2 separate regions of the Homo sapiens genome follow, and region 2 is linked to region 1. Evidence: read pairs that join two places in POLR2A ChIA-PET (ENCODE). Cell type or tissue: A673. All regions are shown on one strand. Each heading gives the region's core, and the rest is flanking DNA. Links, peaks and the distances in the headings are about the cores only.

Region 1 (8,361 bases), core at 1,193-6,192:
CAGGGGGTAGAGAAAATAAAGGAGAAAGGTGGGTAGAACATTTATTCAAGTTGGAGGAAAATGATGCAGGAGGACAATGGAAGGGACCCTGTGGAGGTAATCGTTGCCTTCGTACTAGGAAGCTGGCTGCTGAATCCAATGCTGAAGCACCATAACACAAGACAATCACAACTACAATCAATAATGAAAACAGAAATGGGGCAGCAAGATTAAGTGACTAGTCCAAGATCATACATATGGCAGAGAGCAGAGGTGGGATCCTTGTTGGACCCGAAAACCATCTTCTTAGCAACTACAAACCCAGCCTTCAGTGTAATCACTGGTGGAGGTCAAGGTTATCTACAGCAGGATCCCACAAATGAGGTTACTGAAGCTGTGTGTGGCAACTACCACATTATACCATGTTAGACCTACAAGAAACCACCATTCAGGTGCTTGGATGCTGACCAACACTGCACAGCCTTCCTACTGGATAGCAATTCTACAGGATACTATACACTCTGTAAGGACTATGTGTGTCCACATGAAAACTTTACATGATCCACAGAACACCAAGTTTAATCTATACAAGGATTCTCATAATGGAAAAACTAAGTATACATAGCCTGGAAGAATGGAAAAAAAACAAAAATAATTCATGTGGTAAGGTGCAAAATCATGGATGACTGATTCCATGAAAACTTGATGTAACTTTTGTCATAACGTTGTCAGTGTAACAGCATATTGTTTTTGGAGAGATTCTCCCATCTTGACCAGTGGTACTGGACCAGTGGCGGCCACAGATCACAAGCCGTTCCTGGTCATCCACACCACATCACACGTGTGAAATCTTGTGCTTCTGCTCCAGGTTCCAAGATGCACACTACTATGCAAATGCTGGGTAGACCTAAATATACTTACTCTTGCAACAATGCTTGCGGGGGGGACACTGAGTTCATTAAGGGGGGTGACATTTCTTCAGGATAATAATCTGTCCTCTGTGGTTCGATCCCAGGTTCTATTTTAATTTTTTTCTGTGATATAGGCTTCTCATATGATTCAATTACAGGTACTAAAAAATAAAAATAGAAAAGTCACTTCACGTACAGTTTACCAATTTCAGCTTTTAAAAGCTTACTGCATAGCTCCTACCTACAACACAGATATGACAGGTTTATTTGCCTTTGGCAGACTATAGCAGGAACAAATCTGTGGGAGATTCTCACCTCTCCTGACCATTATTTTGCCAGTAAGCAGCAAATATAGGGACCTAGATTATAAGACACCAGCCCTGAAATGATTCGTTCTTATAATTCTGGATTATTTCCTTTCAACCCCTTAGTCCTCTATGACCAGCTGATAAACAAGGTAGCTTTTGATCACCATTAGTTTTCACCACAATCAAAAAGGATTTATTAAATGCCTTTTGTACCTAGAACCATGTTGGTATTCAAGAAAGCAACATAAAGTCAAGATTCTTTCTATCCCCAAGTTGACCATTACATAGTGAAAGTAATCATGTCATGGTATCAAACAGACAGCCTGATTCTTGGGATCTCTTCCAGTATCAACACTTTGGGGGGGCGGGGGAAGGAAATGCCTTAGGCAGATGAGTATTTCCTTTGAAGAGTTCAACAGCTCTTGCCCCCATGCTTCCTCACCCACCCCATCTGGTGAAGCGCCAGTACGCTAAGCAAGTGCAGCAGCATGGAGCAGTGGCGGAATTTACCTTGCATGCTACTACTGGAATTTTCCATCTCCTCCGATAAGGAGACCATGAGAGGCTGCTGGAGGTGACTTGTGTACATAAAGGGGACGGGCTGCACCACCACCGGCTGGATGACGGGCAGGATCCCCGGGCTCCGTATTCCATGCCGCGAGAGGGCAGCTGCCATCACTGGTGGCATGGACAGCGGCACGCCGAAGGGCTGCACGCCTGGAGAAGGGGGTGAGTATTTTTTTATCGGTGGGCTGGAAGAAGGCATGCTCAACCCAGGCGAGGCTCTCCGGTGTGAGGACGGGAACTTCAGAGAGGAGGGCGAATTCCCAGCCGAAGGGGGTGAACTCCGCTTGTTCACCGTGAGGTCCACTGGCTCCATCTGTATTCCGTGCGACAGACCTTCTGGGGTCTGAAAGAACTTCTCAGGCAATGGTGTGGAGTAGATGACCCCATACTTGTTAGGCTTCATGGATTCCATGTAATTAGATGGGTATGACTATTAGAAAAGAAAAGGAAAACGTGTCAACAGCCAAATAAGTCCATTTACTTGAAACATGAATTAAGAAAAATATGCTAACAAGGCACTTAACAATTACATGGGCTTTACAAAATAGTTTAGATTTCGATATATATGTGACCTTAAAAAAATGCTCAAAGAGGTGGTCTCAACATTAAAAATGCTATGAGAGGCGGTCTCAAAAATATTAAAACTAAGATCAATGTGGTCACTACTGCAGATGAAAAATCTGAAATTTAATCCTAAGATGATTCCTGTGTCAAACATTAAGGCCGATACCTGGCAAAATTCTAAGACAGGTGATAGCACAGGCTTGGGGGCCATTATCATTAGGAGTCAGAGGTGGGCATCACAAGAACCAGTCAAGCCAAACCAACCTGGTTGCTTTTCTGGTGGGGTTTCTTGATGAGCAGGAAATGCTCTCTAGCTTTGATGTCTAACTTCGGCAGGACAGCTCTTTCTCAGGATAAGTAGTGTCTTCAACTTCAGCAGGACATTGATTTCTCATCATACTTGTGTATAATAAGCAAGAATGGGGCTGCAGGATAGGCAGTACCTTTCATTTGATGGGCTTCAGCAGCTGTACAATCCATGCCTAGGACTGGCCAACAATCCTAGTCAGCGTGGAACTGTGCTAGTTTCAGCACTGAAAGTCCCACATCCCATGAAACTCTACAGTCTCAGGCAAACCAGGAGGGGGTCAGTCACCATACACACCTTTGTACTGAAGGCCACCCTCACTGCGGCAATGATGTCCCTGGCCCTAACTTGCTCAGTGTTCTTATTCAGAATCTGAATGAAGCTGTAGACTTGAATGGCAAGTCTGTGGATGACACGGAACTATAAGAAACAGCTAACGTGATATGACTCACATAAGGAAATGTGGAGCTCAAAGTCATTCACACAAGCTGAGGCCCTGTGTTCTCTCCTCTATACCCTGCTACCCACTCATCAAATGAGGCTGGGGCACAAACAAGGGAGTGCAGAAGAGACAGAAGAGTCTGTTTCCTTCCCAAGATCTGGTCCACAACTGACCTCATTTATCTTCAAACACCTTTCTCTCTTTAAATATCAGGATAACCTAACTTTCATCTGCCAGCTTTAAATACAAACCAGTCATCATAATTTCACACAATGGGCACTATCCTTGACCATGGAGTTCACCTAAATTACTTCTATTCCTTAACTAACATTTTGTTGTAAATTTTCTTTGTAGAATGCAACCTAATTTTTAATTTAAAAAAATTAAACTCAACATAAACCATCATCTTTACTAGGCATTTTAGGGAAACTGAAATTTTGCATGTCAAGCCTGCTTACCTGCAGAAAATTCTTTGTACTTGAATGTCTGACAGTGACAGTGATAAACAACATATTGTGCTTCTCTTCCAGCTCTAAAACCCTATGTGTTTAAGAGTTAGAGGCAATACTAACTTGGGATGCAACCAAGAAAACCCAATGGTGCCTTGTAATTAAACAGCGTAAATGCACTATTAATTTCTGGGTCTCCTTGGCCCCTCTGGTGGCCACTATTGTGAGTTATGACTGTGGGGCAGCAGTGGTTTTGATAGGGATTCCTACTGAGATCACCCTCTTTCCTCTCTGGGCTTGGTCTGGGCGAATCCTCGGCTGGTTATGCATTGGAATCATCTGTGTTGTTTTTAAAATTCCAGATGCCCAGTCCCTGCTCCAGGCCTGCAGAGCAGCCTGTTAGGGAGGAGTCAGTCAGTGAAACTTTATCACATAACTGTGTTTATCTTTATCTGGTTTGGATGTCAGGTCCTCATGGTTAAGATCAAGGTTATGGGATAACCTACACAACGAGCTTATACACATGCCATCCTGGAAATCCCTTCTTGTCCCTGCTTATACAAGAGATGCTCACTGTCACGGGCTCTACTGCTCCCAACCAGAGTTTCTCAAACTTTACTGTGCACATCCATCTCCCTGGAGCACTCGTTAAAATGCAAATTTTGAATTACCGGGGAGTGGACCAAGGGAACTTAGGCTACCTTTTGAATAGCAATGCTCTAAATGACAGAGATAAAAAATAAAGATACTAAAGGTCTATTTAAAGGAGGGAAAAAGAATTTTCTTTTCTTTTTTTTTTTTTTTTTTTTGAGATAGGGTCTCACTGTTACTCAGGCTGGAGTGCAGTGGTATGATCATAGCTCACTGCAGCCTCGACCTCCTGGGCTCATATGATTCTCCCAACTCAGCCTCCAGAGGAAGTGGAACTACAGGCACATGACACCACGCCTCGCTAATTTTTGTATTTTTTTGTAGAGACTGGGTTTTGTCATGTTGTCCAGGCTGGTCTCGTACTCTTGGGCTCAAGTGATCTGCCTGCCTCAACCTCCCAAAGTTCTAGGATTACAGACATGAGCCACCACGCGCAGCCAGTTTTCACTACTAATACTGCTTAAAAACAAGAACATGAAGGATATAAAATCAGAAAACACAAAATGCATAAAAACAGCTTTGAGTTATAGATCAAGGATCAAATGAAGAAAAGATTCTCTACCTTTCTTTAAAGCCAGGCACGCACAGTACCAACGCAAGAGATCCAAAAGATAGCAACATTAAGTATTAAATAGATTTAAATTTAAATATTAAGATGGGTATTATTAAAAGAGGCACAAGGTTCATTAACAACACAACAAAATAAATCCATTATAAATCATGTACACTGGAGGGTTTCAGGGAGTAATTAAATATAGGAAGGAGAATGATTTCGCCTAGTCCTAAAGTCTAATGTGCTTTATATAATTCTCCAAAGGGCAATGGTTCTGGTACTAGGAAAAAACTTTAGGAAATGGGAGGCAGCATTGTTTCTATTGACGAAAATGTAGCTTCTCCCTTATTTTCAGCCCTGTTCTTCCAAGACCTCCCTATGACCTAGATTTTAATGCCAATAGTTATTGGCAGCTAAATGGGAAGCAAAATGAGGACACAGTTTTATTGCTGTCATTGCTGGATTTTTCTATGCATGGGGTGAGTTTTGGGAGAGTAGGAATTTAGAACCTCCAGATTTGCAAATCTAATAATATTCTCAGGTTTCTCAAGCCATTAAGACAGAAAAAGCCACACATAAAGCTAAGCTTTATCAACATTATGCAGTTTGCTGATAAGTCTGTTCTCAAATGAATGCCCTCATTCCCTCTATTGGATGTGCGATTATTGTAAGGTACAAGACTAACTGTGGGGAGAGACACATTTGGACACAGACACCCAACTCTGGGCAGATAATTAACTGTTTCCAGCCCAACTGCCTCACAAAAGGGTGAAGACATGTGGTCCCTCAAGCTGGTTCACTTTATTTGGGTGGCACACACAAGCTTTTGCAATCAGCTTCCAACAATCTGGTGCCGTGTAGGGACTGACACGGCAGGGTGTGTGCTCTGGGCAGGTACAACCTGGTAACAGTCTTCCCCGCTCTGTTCCAGACAGTTCCTATGTTCTATCAAAGCAATGCATACAAGCACGGCTGTACTGGCCCCATATCCAAATCAGAGACAAATGTTGATGAAGCAAAAAATGTGCCTCTGGCCACGGATGGACCTCCAGTGCCCTCTGTGCATGCTGCTTAGTCCAAGAGACCCTGTGTCCTGGAACAGAGCAGTCCAAAGACAAGACACAGACATGGGTCTTTCCCGCTTCTGCCTCTGGCCCCCACTAGGGATCTTAAGGGCTTAAAACAATGGGCTGGGCCAGGCATGGTGGCTCACACTTTTAACTCCAGCACTTGGAGAGGCTGAGGCAGGAGGATATCTTAAGGCCGAGAGTTTGAGACCAGCCTGGGCAACATAATGAGATCCTGTCTCTACAGAAAAAAACAAAAATGTAGCGGGGCATGGTGGTGCTTGCTTGTAGTCCCAGCTACTGGGGAGGCTGAGGGAGGAGGATTGCTTGAACCCAGGCGTTTGAGGTTGCAGTGATCTTGCTACTGCATTCCAGCCTGGGCAACAGGGCAATACCTTGTCTCAAAACCAAAACCAAACCAAAAAAAAAAAAAAAAAAAACACAAAAAACCAAAACAAAAAAACCTCCACAAAACCACTGATCTGCTATAAGAGTTATTTCCGTCTGTAACATGTACTCAGATGTTCACACCCCTGCACAGTGTGCATTTACTTATTGACTGCTGCTTCTCACTGCACTGTGAGGTGATGAGGGCCTGCAATAGGTGCTCAATTAATACTTGATGAATGTGTAGTAAATTGACACACTCTCTTAGCAGGTTTTTATTACTGATAAGGTGAAGAATAATATACTAATTATTTTGAACTTTGAAAAAATGATTTTAATTGCAACAGGGAAAGAGGTACCATGTTTGGATAATTTCCCAAAGCTCTATCACTTTATGCTAAGGTGATAATTGCAATAGTTTCTCATTTTATGAGGAATAGTTTTGGCGAGCTTTCCATTATAAGACAGTTTCAGTGGACGGAATGACGGAAACATGGATGAAATCTCTATTTCACTATTCCTCAACATGAAAAAAAGTGAATGTCCATTACAGGTCAAGTCAAAAGAATCTTCATCCAAGAGAGGGTTCCAGGCACAGGAAGGCATGGTGCGTGTATAAACACACACTCTGGGAAGAGCAAATGGCATGCACCCCCATGCAAACAGAGGTAGAAAGCTCTCTTTCCACCAGGCTTGAAAAAGCCATGAAAAGTTTCTGTTAGAAAAGAGCAGAGGAAATTACTGATGTGACATACTTTCCTATCTATAAGGAGTCTGTTAGATGACTGAAGATAACAGAATATTATTAATCCTTTCTTCAAAAGTAATCTTTCCACAGGAATAGAAGAATACTTTTAAAGTTTGTTTTTTGATTTGTTTTGTTTTTTTACAATTTGTTTCCTTGCTCACTTCCTGAATTAAATCCTTTAATTTTCAATCTTTTGGGAAATGGTAAAAAAAAAAATTTATGTACATGCGCATTTTTTTACACACAGTTTCATATTTTATAATTTTTTCAAAAAAAAAAAACAGAAGCTCGGGGAGCTGCTGGTGATTTTGCCAACACTGGGTGGATGTAAGTAGCAGAGACTGAAGGCACAGACTTGGGGAGGGAGAGTCTCCTCTGTTCCTCATTCTAGCAAATTTTAACAGGGTGACCCCAAGCCTCAAAGCACAAGGCTAGTGGAGAACAGTATGAGGGCTTATATTTGATTAAGAGGGAAATGACATGTCCTCACTTTCTCTAACCTATAGCAAAAGCACAAACAAGCGATTGTTTCTGCTGTGCTATCCTTTTAGGGGGTGGGAAGAGGGGGAGAAATAAGTTACCATAAAATATTTTTATTCATCTATAGAAATTAAAAATACTTTTACAAATGTCCTATTGTGCCTTAATGTTTACAACGTTGACTTGAATAGCGAAAGACTTTTACCTTCAGATCAAAGACTGAATTAAAAAGAAAAAGGAATAATAAATTAGGTTCAATATACTTCACCTATGAAGGCAGGAAAGACGAAATTTGAACACTTAAGAGTGGAAACAAAAGCTTTTTAATTTGTTTAAGTAAAATCATTTTAACACCCCACTGCTCAAATGTTTCTGTTAACTGAGGTTGCACTGAATTAAGAAAAAAATACTTCCTGCTGAAGAAAGTTAAAACCAAAAAAAGAAAAAGAAAAAAAAACACCTTCATTTTAAAGGACTGACAGTAACTTTTGGTGAAACTAAATTCTAAAAGTGTCAGCTGCAGTTGAAATCTAGCACATGAAGGAGAAAAAGACCATTAACTGCAAAATCAGTTCTACATATTTTAACTTCATGTATTACTACGTTACAACAATACAAGTTTAACAGTTACTTCAAATTCATTTTATTCCACATTTTTTTTTTCGGTTAAGTGCATTTCCTTGCACTTAATTATATATATCACACCAATTTAGCAATGTGGATCTTCATTTTAGCTTTATATTAGACTCTTGAGCCTTATGTTCATGCTTGATTAAAAGCACTGGAGGTACATTGAACAGTAAAATGCCTCACTGATGGCTCTGCACCAATTGTAAAATGAATCATATTCTCCAGTGCTAAAAACCTATTCCTATTTCAAGAATATAACTAATGGGGAAATTTTATACCTTCATTTTCCTCTAACGTGATCATGTAGTGATGCCGGGG
Region 2 (8,361 bases), core at 1,910-6,909, 360 kb after region 1:
ATTTCTCCACCATTTTCATTTTTGCATAGTTCTTTGCAATTCTTTGGGGATGACGGGGGTATTGCCAAGACTTTTTCCATATGTTCTCAACAACTATCCAACCAAGACCAAAAAAGACTTTAAAATATAACCCCAAGCAAACAGGAAACTGACTTTTTCTTTTGGGAACTTAGTCAAAAGCCAACTCTTTGTGGTTTATGTGAAGGTTCCTCCCACAAAGTTCAGAAATTCATCTTACATTTTCAGTCTCTTATTTTCCTCTTTTTTCAGGCTACCTGTGAAGATATTATCTCTTCTTTTACTTTACATAAGCCAACTCCAGAGATAATTGCACAGATTTTTTAAAAAACACTTTCTCTTCTTCTTACAAAACTTCTTTATTTCTTTTTGAGATGAAGACAATCCCATAGAAATAGCAGACAGCCATACTGTCTTTACACAACTATAAATAATTTCTCCATCCAAAAACAAATACAGGTACCTGGCACATTGTTTATATAACCTATTAATCATTATTTAGTCAAGGAAAAGTCAAGCAATGGACAAGCCCGAACAGATGATGTGTCTTTTGTGGAGAGAGTCTTTTGGCTTATTTATGAAACAATGCACATTTTGAAGCCATCATGTTATAGTATAAGACTGTCAAGCTATGCATGAAACTCATGGGAATTTTTTGACTTTAAAAAAGTGACAGAGCTGGGCAATTTTATTTGGGGAAAGTGAGGACTTAATAAGCACACATATCTTGTTTTCCTCATTCTTTTCCCATCTTTAAAAATATGTATTCGTATGTTTTCATATGGCTGTAATCTGGGTGTGTGCATTGTTTTGTGTTCTATTTCTTGCATGCCAGTACTTTCTATGCACATTTCCATATAATGACATAGACTATATATTTTCCATCATTGCCTAAGTAGCATTCTATCACGTTAAGATAAATGTAATGTGCTTTTCCATTTCTATAGTTGAGAATTTGGATTGTTTCAAATTAGCTACGTACACTAATAAACATTGAGCAAATCAGGATTTCACTACCTGGATTATCCTCTTTCATTTTAGTGGTTATTTTCCTACTAAATATTATGAACAGTTCTGTGTATCATATTAAAGCTTTCTTTGGGAGGAAAGTCGGAAGGAAAGCTTTATTCTGAATTAATTCTTTGTAAGCAAATTTTAATTCAAATATAGAAGCAGCAATTACTTTTCATAACCACTTTATTTTTCAATCTATGGGGCATTTCAGAATCACAGAGTAAAAGCAAGAACTTTGGAAGTAACGTATCGTACACTTATTACATACCAGATACCAAGTTAAAGAAAATGAGCCCTGTAACAGGAACTCTGCGAGCGAAATACTAATACTTTGCACTTGTATTTGCATATGACATTTTGCATTTCAAATGTTTTATCTTTAGTTATTATCTTGAATTATTCCTTTATATCATCCAGGTGGTTTTGTAAAATAAAAGAGGACAAATCCATTGACTTTTGTTTTATATTACTCTGCCTTGTGGATGAGGCACTGAAAACATACGGAACTTATGCAAAATCACATGGTTAATTCTTGGTCAAGCCAGAATAAAAACTCATTTTAGTGACTTCTTTTCACAATTTTGTGCTTGAGACTATATCAATCTCCCCAAATTAGGAAGGTAAACCAATTCACTCATGTGAAAGCTTAATTTGTATGCTACTTATCATAATCGGATTAATAAACTCCTCTTAGTCTTGCCAGCATAGAATCCTATTATTTTCAAATATCTTGTCATTAAAAACATTATTTCCCAATGGAAAAATGAGGAAAGGCCATAATTTAAAATTTCATTTTAGAAAATATTGGGTGTCTCCTATGCATCAGGCACCATTAGGGATCAAGCAATAAGCAAAATAGTCTCTGCTCTTGTGACTAACATATATTTAATTAAAATGTTCAACCTTATTAATGATCGAACACATACATAAAGAAAAATAACAATCATATGCTTTTTCTTTTAACATCAAATCAGTTCTTTAAAATAAAAAAAGAAAATAGTCCAGGTCTGCAAGCATGTGTGAAACTGACACTTTTATACACTACAAGAGGAACTGTGATAACAGAACCCGCTTCTGGGAAAGAAATTTTGCAATATTGAGAGAGGGACTTAGAAATCTTTACATGTGTTGATTCAGAAGTCTCACTTCTGGGAACCTTTCCTAATAAAGAAAAGGGTAGATTCACAGATGTTCATGTCAGAGTTCTTCATAATAGTTTTTTTTTTAAAGGAAGAGTGATGATGAAAATAATGAAGAGAAGTTCATGAGGCATCCAAACAATAGAATAAAGCATAGATTTTGATATATGATGTTTGATAAGTTTCCTGCGTCCATTATCCCGCCATCATACCCATCTAGGGAGAGTGGAAATGAATTCTCGCAAAGGGCTCAAGAAAACCTTCCAGAAAAACAGAAATTTCCTCATTCAGTCTTGCCTTTCCATGACTTTTCCATAAACTGTGTGTGGTTTATCTGGACAGAAGGCGCTGTGCTTGCAATGGCAAGGTTAACTCAAAGTTAAATTTGGCCAGGTCAGGAGAGTTCTGGGGAGGGACCTGAGTAACAGGGGGGAAGGAGCGGGGAGGTTATGATGCTGACCAGCTGCTCTCAGGGCCTTGAGAGACTTAAGATGACCTTCCCCTCCTCTTTGCTGGTCGCTTCTGCTTGTCTCAGTGCCAGGAGCAGTGTGGCTGTAAGGATTACTGATTTAAATGGATGGAATGAAACAGTGGAACAAACTGGCTACCGGTGGAAATACCACCAAGTATCAATTTGTTGCTGATCCATGTTGAATAGAAAAGCCTTTAGTAAGCCACTTTATCTTTAATATTTCCCTATAGTTGGAAATATGAACTAGAAAACTCTGGTTCCAAGGGCTTTAGATTATATATGTTTATATATGTTTATTTCTTTTTTATGAATCCATGTTTATATATTTATATGAATGCATCATTTAGCAATCATATTTAGAACAAAATGTTATTATACTATACTACATAAAACCTTTAAGGTGAAACTAATCCAGAATGCCCCAGTGTTTTCCAAATAAAATATTTAATTTAATTCAACTCAGGATTCTAACAATATGCAAAAGTTCTGTGCCTCACATCAAGTATGTTCTACTGAAATGTTTGTATTCAATTCAAAAATGTGCAGCAGGCCAGGCACGGTAGCTCACACCTGTAATCCTAGCACTTTGGGAGGCCAAAGCGGGCGGATCACCTGAGGTCAGGAGTTCAAGACCAGCCTGGCGAACATGGCAAAACCCTGTCTCTAATAAAAATACAAACATTAGCCGGGTATGGTGGCACATGCCTGTAATCCCAGCTTCTTGAGAGGCTGAGGCAGGAGAATCACTTGTACCCAGGAGGCAGAGGTTGCAGTGAGCCGAGATCATGCCATTGCACTCCAGCCTGGGCTACAGAGTGAGACTCCATTTAAAAAAAAAAAAAAGTGCAGCAAAGAGGGGCAGGGACCCATGGGACACTGTGCAAAATACTCTGGACTGGCTTACTAGCTGTAGAGTTTGAGAGAGGTGATTCCCAAACTGTAACTCTTTACCTTTGAGTTACGGTTTCTGTACCTGTAAAATGAGGGTGCTGAATCAGTAGACTTCTAAGTCCCTTTCCAGTGCTCTAACAGAGCTGATATGCTGGGCTTCTAGGAATCCATGCATCACCCATGGTAATTACCAGGAGCTTAAGGGCCCAGACTCTTGCCTCTTTCTCTATTCCAGATCTCTAAGTATGTGCTGTGATTATGGGAGTGTTTGCGTCCACAACTCCAGGCAAACACACATGTTCCAAGGCCTAACAATAGTGAGACACAAGGGAGGGACAGGAGCCAGAGAGGAAGAAGGTGGTTCTGGTATTGAAGGCAGGACCAAACATCATGCAATAGACAAACAGCACCATAGAGAAGCAATCCTGAACACTTCCAGCCAGGGCTGGAAGAGCCTCCCTTGGGACAGACTCTAACGCTGCCATCCCTTAGTAAGGACCACTTTAGTCTGCTCTCACTAAGAGTAACCAGTCCCTTTAATCCTCCACACTTCTGAGTCAGGAATAGAAGAGCCCCTAGGGTTCAGAACTGGATCTCAAAACTCCAGCAGCAAAACACATACAGCCTTATAACAGCTTATAGCATTAGAGTTATTCCTTTCTTTAACTGGCCCCTGCTGAGCATCTTTCTACTACCAGGAAGGTTTTGGAGACAGAGGCATGAAAAGAACATAGTCCCTGCCCCCAAGAATATCCAAGTTCAGTAGCAAGAGCCTTACATACAACCATTAACTAGTTTCTCAATTCCAGAGTATTTATAATCCATAGAGTCATCAGAGACATGATCATGCAATACCTACGATGATGTTTTCTTTGATCTTGCCTCCTGGGCTAGTTAGCAAGTAGCTGTCATTCAGTTCGAAGTCTACCTTCTCGACTCTGTTTTATGATGCAAACCATCTTTCTGCTTTGCTAGCTGAAACTATGTCGGGCGCTGCCAACAGAATGGCTACAGGTAGGCTGTGAGGCTGAAGAAGGAAGCAGAGACTTACTCTTTCCTGTCCGCGTCCTAGTCCTGTGAGTGTCACCCAACACCGCTTCTTCACTCTGGCAGTGGCAGTTCCTTCCCATTGCAGTGGAAGAATCCAGGTGACAGTTCTCCCAAACACTTCAGAACCAGCTTGGTTGCACTGCCCTCCAAAATGTGGACACCAGGCTTCTCAGAGTCTGAGCCTCAGACTCCTTTGAGCTCAGAGACATCAGCACTAGCAAGCGGCATCCACTCTTCAGAGGCCCAAGCTCCAGCTCCATAGGGCCCACCCTCTACATTCTAAGTTTTCATCATTGCAGCTTCTCCCTTTTTACTTCCTCAGCCTTAGGGGTAGTAGCTGCTTCCTGCAGTTGTTATCTTCTTGACACCTTAAGAGCTCTCTTTATACTCTTTCAGTTACCTAGTGAGCAGCTTAAAATAAGGGGTCTGGTTTCTGTCTCCCGATAAGACCCTGACTGATAAACATCCCTGGCTAAATGGAGAGGTGGCATAGAGTAGTGGAAAACAGAATGAGCTTTGGAGTCATCCACACCCAGATGTGAATTCTGACTCTTATGATCTGCTAGGTCTTTGACTTTGAAAGCTACCTAATTTATTTGAGTCTTAATTTGCTGGGAATAAAGATGGGTTTTCCAGCTGTTGTGACGGTAGCTGAAGTGCTTGGCACACATGACCTGCTCAGTGAATAGTAACCATTTATAATTACCAGATTGCTATCTTCTAAGGCCCAGGCCTAGTTCTTATGTGTCTATCATTCCCAGCAGGGCATATCATAAATTTATTTATACAATATATGCTTAATAAGGATCTGTTGAATAGAAAAAGTGCTTAAGAACATTGTGGCACACCGGAGTCATTAACTTTTACTGATCTAACATGAAACCCTCCATAGTGGTCAGGTTTTTTCCTATAAGTTATGGTTTAAAAATCTTTTTTAAGCCATTATTTTAAAATGAGGAGCAACGAGTTTACCTGCGTGATAAGAAAAGAAAATCTGTGTCATTCATTCTGCTTCCTGCCTGGCAAACCTTCTGGGAGACTGCATGATAATATGTGGGAATGCACTATCTTTTCCAAAAAGAAGTGAAATCTGGCAGGTGCATGATATACTTGTGACTCTTTCCAGCTATAAAGCAGACACTGGTTTTGTTTTTTTTTTTTTTTTTTATGGAACATTTCATAAAGAGAAAGGATTTTGCCTACTCTGAGACAGTGACATCTCTTCTGAGTGCTGAATTCAGGATTGTAATGTAAATCCTGAAAATGAACAAGGTCCCACAGGAGCATCCTGGGCCTTCACAAGTCAGTGTGGATAAAAGTTGTTCTAACTCGAAGTGTGAGAACAAAGCATCTATTCTTTCAAGTACAACAGACAGACAGACAGACACTCAAGCTGGATAACGGCTGTGTACACAGGAGAAGGAGGAAGAGGAGGAGGAAGTCAGCAGTGCCTCCTTGTTGCACATTTAGGGTTATGTGGGGTTGGGCCTGATAAAGGCATTTGTGTCTGAGGCTGGAAGGTGTACGGTCCAAGCCAAGACTTTTCCAGTCTGAAAGGTCTGAATGGGGATGTGGAGGAACTCAGTTCATTCTAGAGCATTTCCTTTGCACAAAAACCTGAAACTTCTATAAAGAGAAAAACAGCTGCACAAGATCCTAAATCATTCATTTCTTTGGCAAACAAACCCTGAATCATGCAACTAACCAGGGAGGCAGTTTCAAGAGAACCGGAGCTCATGATCGTCTTCAGGTGGCTTTGTTAGCTTCAAAGTAGCTGTTCATTTCCTTGCAGAAGGGTGGTGGCTCCTAGACACAGGCAAAAAGACTGGTGGTTTGATAGAAGAGCCTGAGAACAAATCATTCTGTTTTCAAAAGTTCTTGTCTCCATGCTTATTTGTTTTGGTGTCCCCATGCCACGTCTTCCGAGAAGGCTTTTCCGAATGCACTCTCTTTTTCTAGTTCAGGTGAAGACTTTTTTGCTGGGTATCATTTAAAACACTGAATCCCATTACTGGCTGGGTGCAGGCACTGTGTCTGCTCTCTTACAGAAATACACACATGGGTTCTCAGCCTTTTGGCTAAGATCAAGTATAGAAACACACACACACACACACACACACACACACACACACACACACACACAGAGACACATGCACCCTGCAAGAAAGCAAGAGAGAGAAGAAAAGAGAAACCAAGAGGGTGAAAGGAATGGGAGGAGGGAGGAAGGAAGAAGAGGGAGGAAAAAGAAGGAGGGAGGAAAAGGAAGGAAGGAAGGAAGGAAGGAAGGAAGGAAGGAAAAGAGGAAGGCCAGGATGGAGAAAAAGAGGGAGAGAGGGTGGGAGAGAGAAAATCACTCAGAAACAAAAATGTGTCTGGTTATAAGAGAGCCGGCCTTCTGCAGAGACCACTGTACTATATGGACTAAGACTGATTTCTTTGGTTCATTATTCTCCTGGCTGGAGAGGAAGTGCCAGAATTATCTGCAGAAAGCATCTGGGGAAATAAGAAGTCTTCTGTAACCTGAGAAGAGAAAAGGCTTTGACATTCCTCAGGCTGGGGTGTGTCTTTCGCCTATGCTATGCTAATTAGCTTCATGATGGAGGTTTTCTATAGGCCTGGATGCTGGACTGGTGCTGGTTCACTTAGGACATCAGATAGAGGCTGCAGCATGCAGTGAGCCAGCTCCAGGGTGGACCCACTGGCTGGCATGAGATGGCAGGGAGAGGAGGCCCAGGTACTAGCCTAGATCAAAGCCAAACATCACAAAAGCTGAGCTAGTGGAACCATCTGTTGATGAATACTCCTCACCCTGGGCAAGTTTAAGAACAACTGGATGAAGGCCAGGAGAGGCACCGAGGCCTGTGTGCCCTTTAAGGTGAGCCTGCGCATCCTCTACAGCCTTGGCCGGGCCTTCATGATTTCAGGACACTAAATCTGTGCTCTCTAAGCCCCGCCATTTCATTACATTGTGGTTTCTGTTTCTCCTTGGTTTCCTAGTCACACTTATTTTGGAAAATGTTAACACTTTCTCAGTTGAATTAAGGTATAAAGGGTATGTCTACATCTTAGTTAGGAAAAATAAAAACACTCCCCCTGCACCCAATAAAAAACCCATGAATATCAATTCAATACTTGCACTCTGTGTCTAAGGTGTAGGGGTGAGGACCGAACATCTTTAGAGCCAGATAAACACACTTCAGTCCCAGCTCCTCCATTAACAGCTTGTGTGACCTTCGATAAGTTAACCTCTCTGAGACTCAATTTCCTTATCTATAAAGTGAGGATACTTGTATCCAACTCATAGGATTGTATGATAATAAAGATCAAATAAGTTAATAGATTTGTGGCAGGAACTGCTCCATGTCTACCTAAATATGTATTCTCTCTTTCTTTTCTAGTAATGGATTTTGACCTGGGCACATGGCAGCCTGAAATAAAGACTATATTTCTAAGTATTCTTGCAGCTAGTTGTTCTGTTTAACTACATTCTGGCCAGTGACTTATAAATGGAAATGCTGTGATCAGCTTCTAGGGAAGGCCCTTAAATTGAGAAAGCAATGGTGTTTGACCTGCTTCCTTTTCCTGCTGGTTGGAGAACAGAAGTGATAGCTGGAGCTCAAGCAGCCATCTTGGTCCAAGAGGCAGCAGAATAAAGATGGTAGAAGACTAAGAAGAAAGGAGGCAGGGCCTCTCTGAAGCTTCATGAAGCCATCATACAGCCCTTACACTGCTGACCTGTGGATTTCTTTTAAGAGAGGAATGAACTAACCTTTACAA

The links. Peaks named below come from ENCODE experiments on the same cell type or tissue, not always from the same donor. Only the 100,000 strongest peaks of a DNase experiment are listed, where the experiment ranks them.
Region 2: POLR2A ChIA-PET joins it to region 1 with 9 read pairs; 18 of 35 experiments call an interaction of 5 or more read pairs at or near these places.

The regions. Positions count from the first base shown.
Region 1 is chr4:38,682,419-38,690,779 of GRCh38, reverse strand. It overlaps KLF3 (KLF transcription factor 3), which reads right to left. Exons shown (of 6, transcript NM_016531.6): 3 at 1,709-2,195; 4 at 901-1,051. Among named protein-coding and RNA genes, the nearest start is that of KLF3-AS1, 22 kb to the right of the region's middle. RefSeq lists cis regulatory regions at 2,564, 3,482 and enhancers at 2,480-2,649, 3,398-3,567. In A673, for the core only: no CTCF peak of the experiment used is centred there; no DNase peak of the experiment used is centred there; H3K27ac peaks cover 371 bases.
Region 2 is chr4:38,327,187-38,335,547 of GRCh38, reverse strand. No RefSeq gene overlaps it. Among named protein-coding and RNA genes, the nearest start is that of LINC02513, 36 kb to the left of the region's middle. In A673, for the core only: no CTCF peak of the experiment used is centred there; no DNase peak of the experiment used is centred there; H3K27ac peaks cover 650 bases.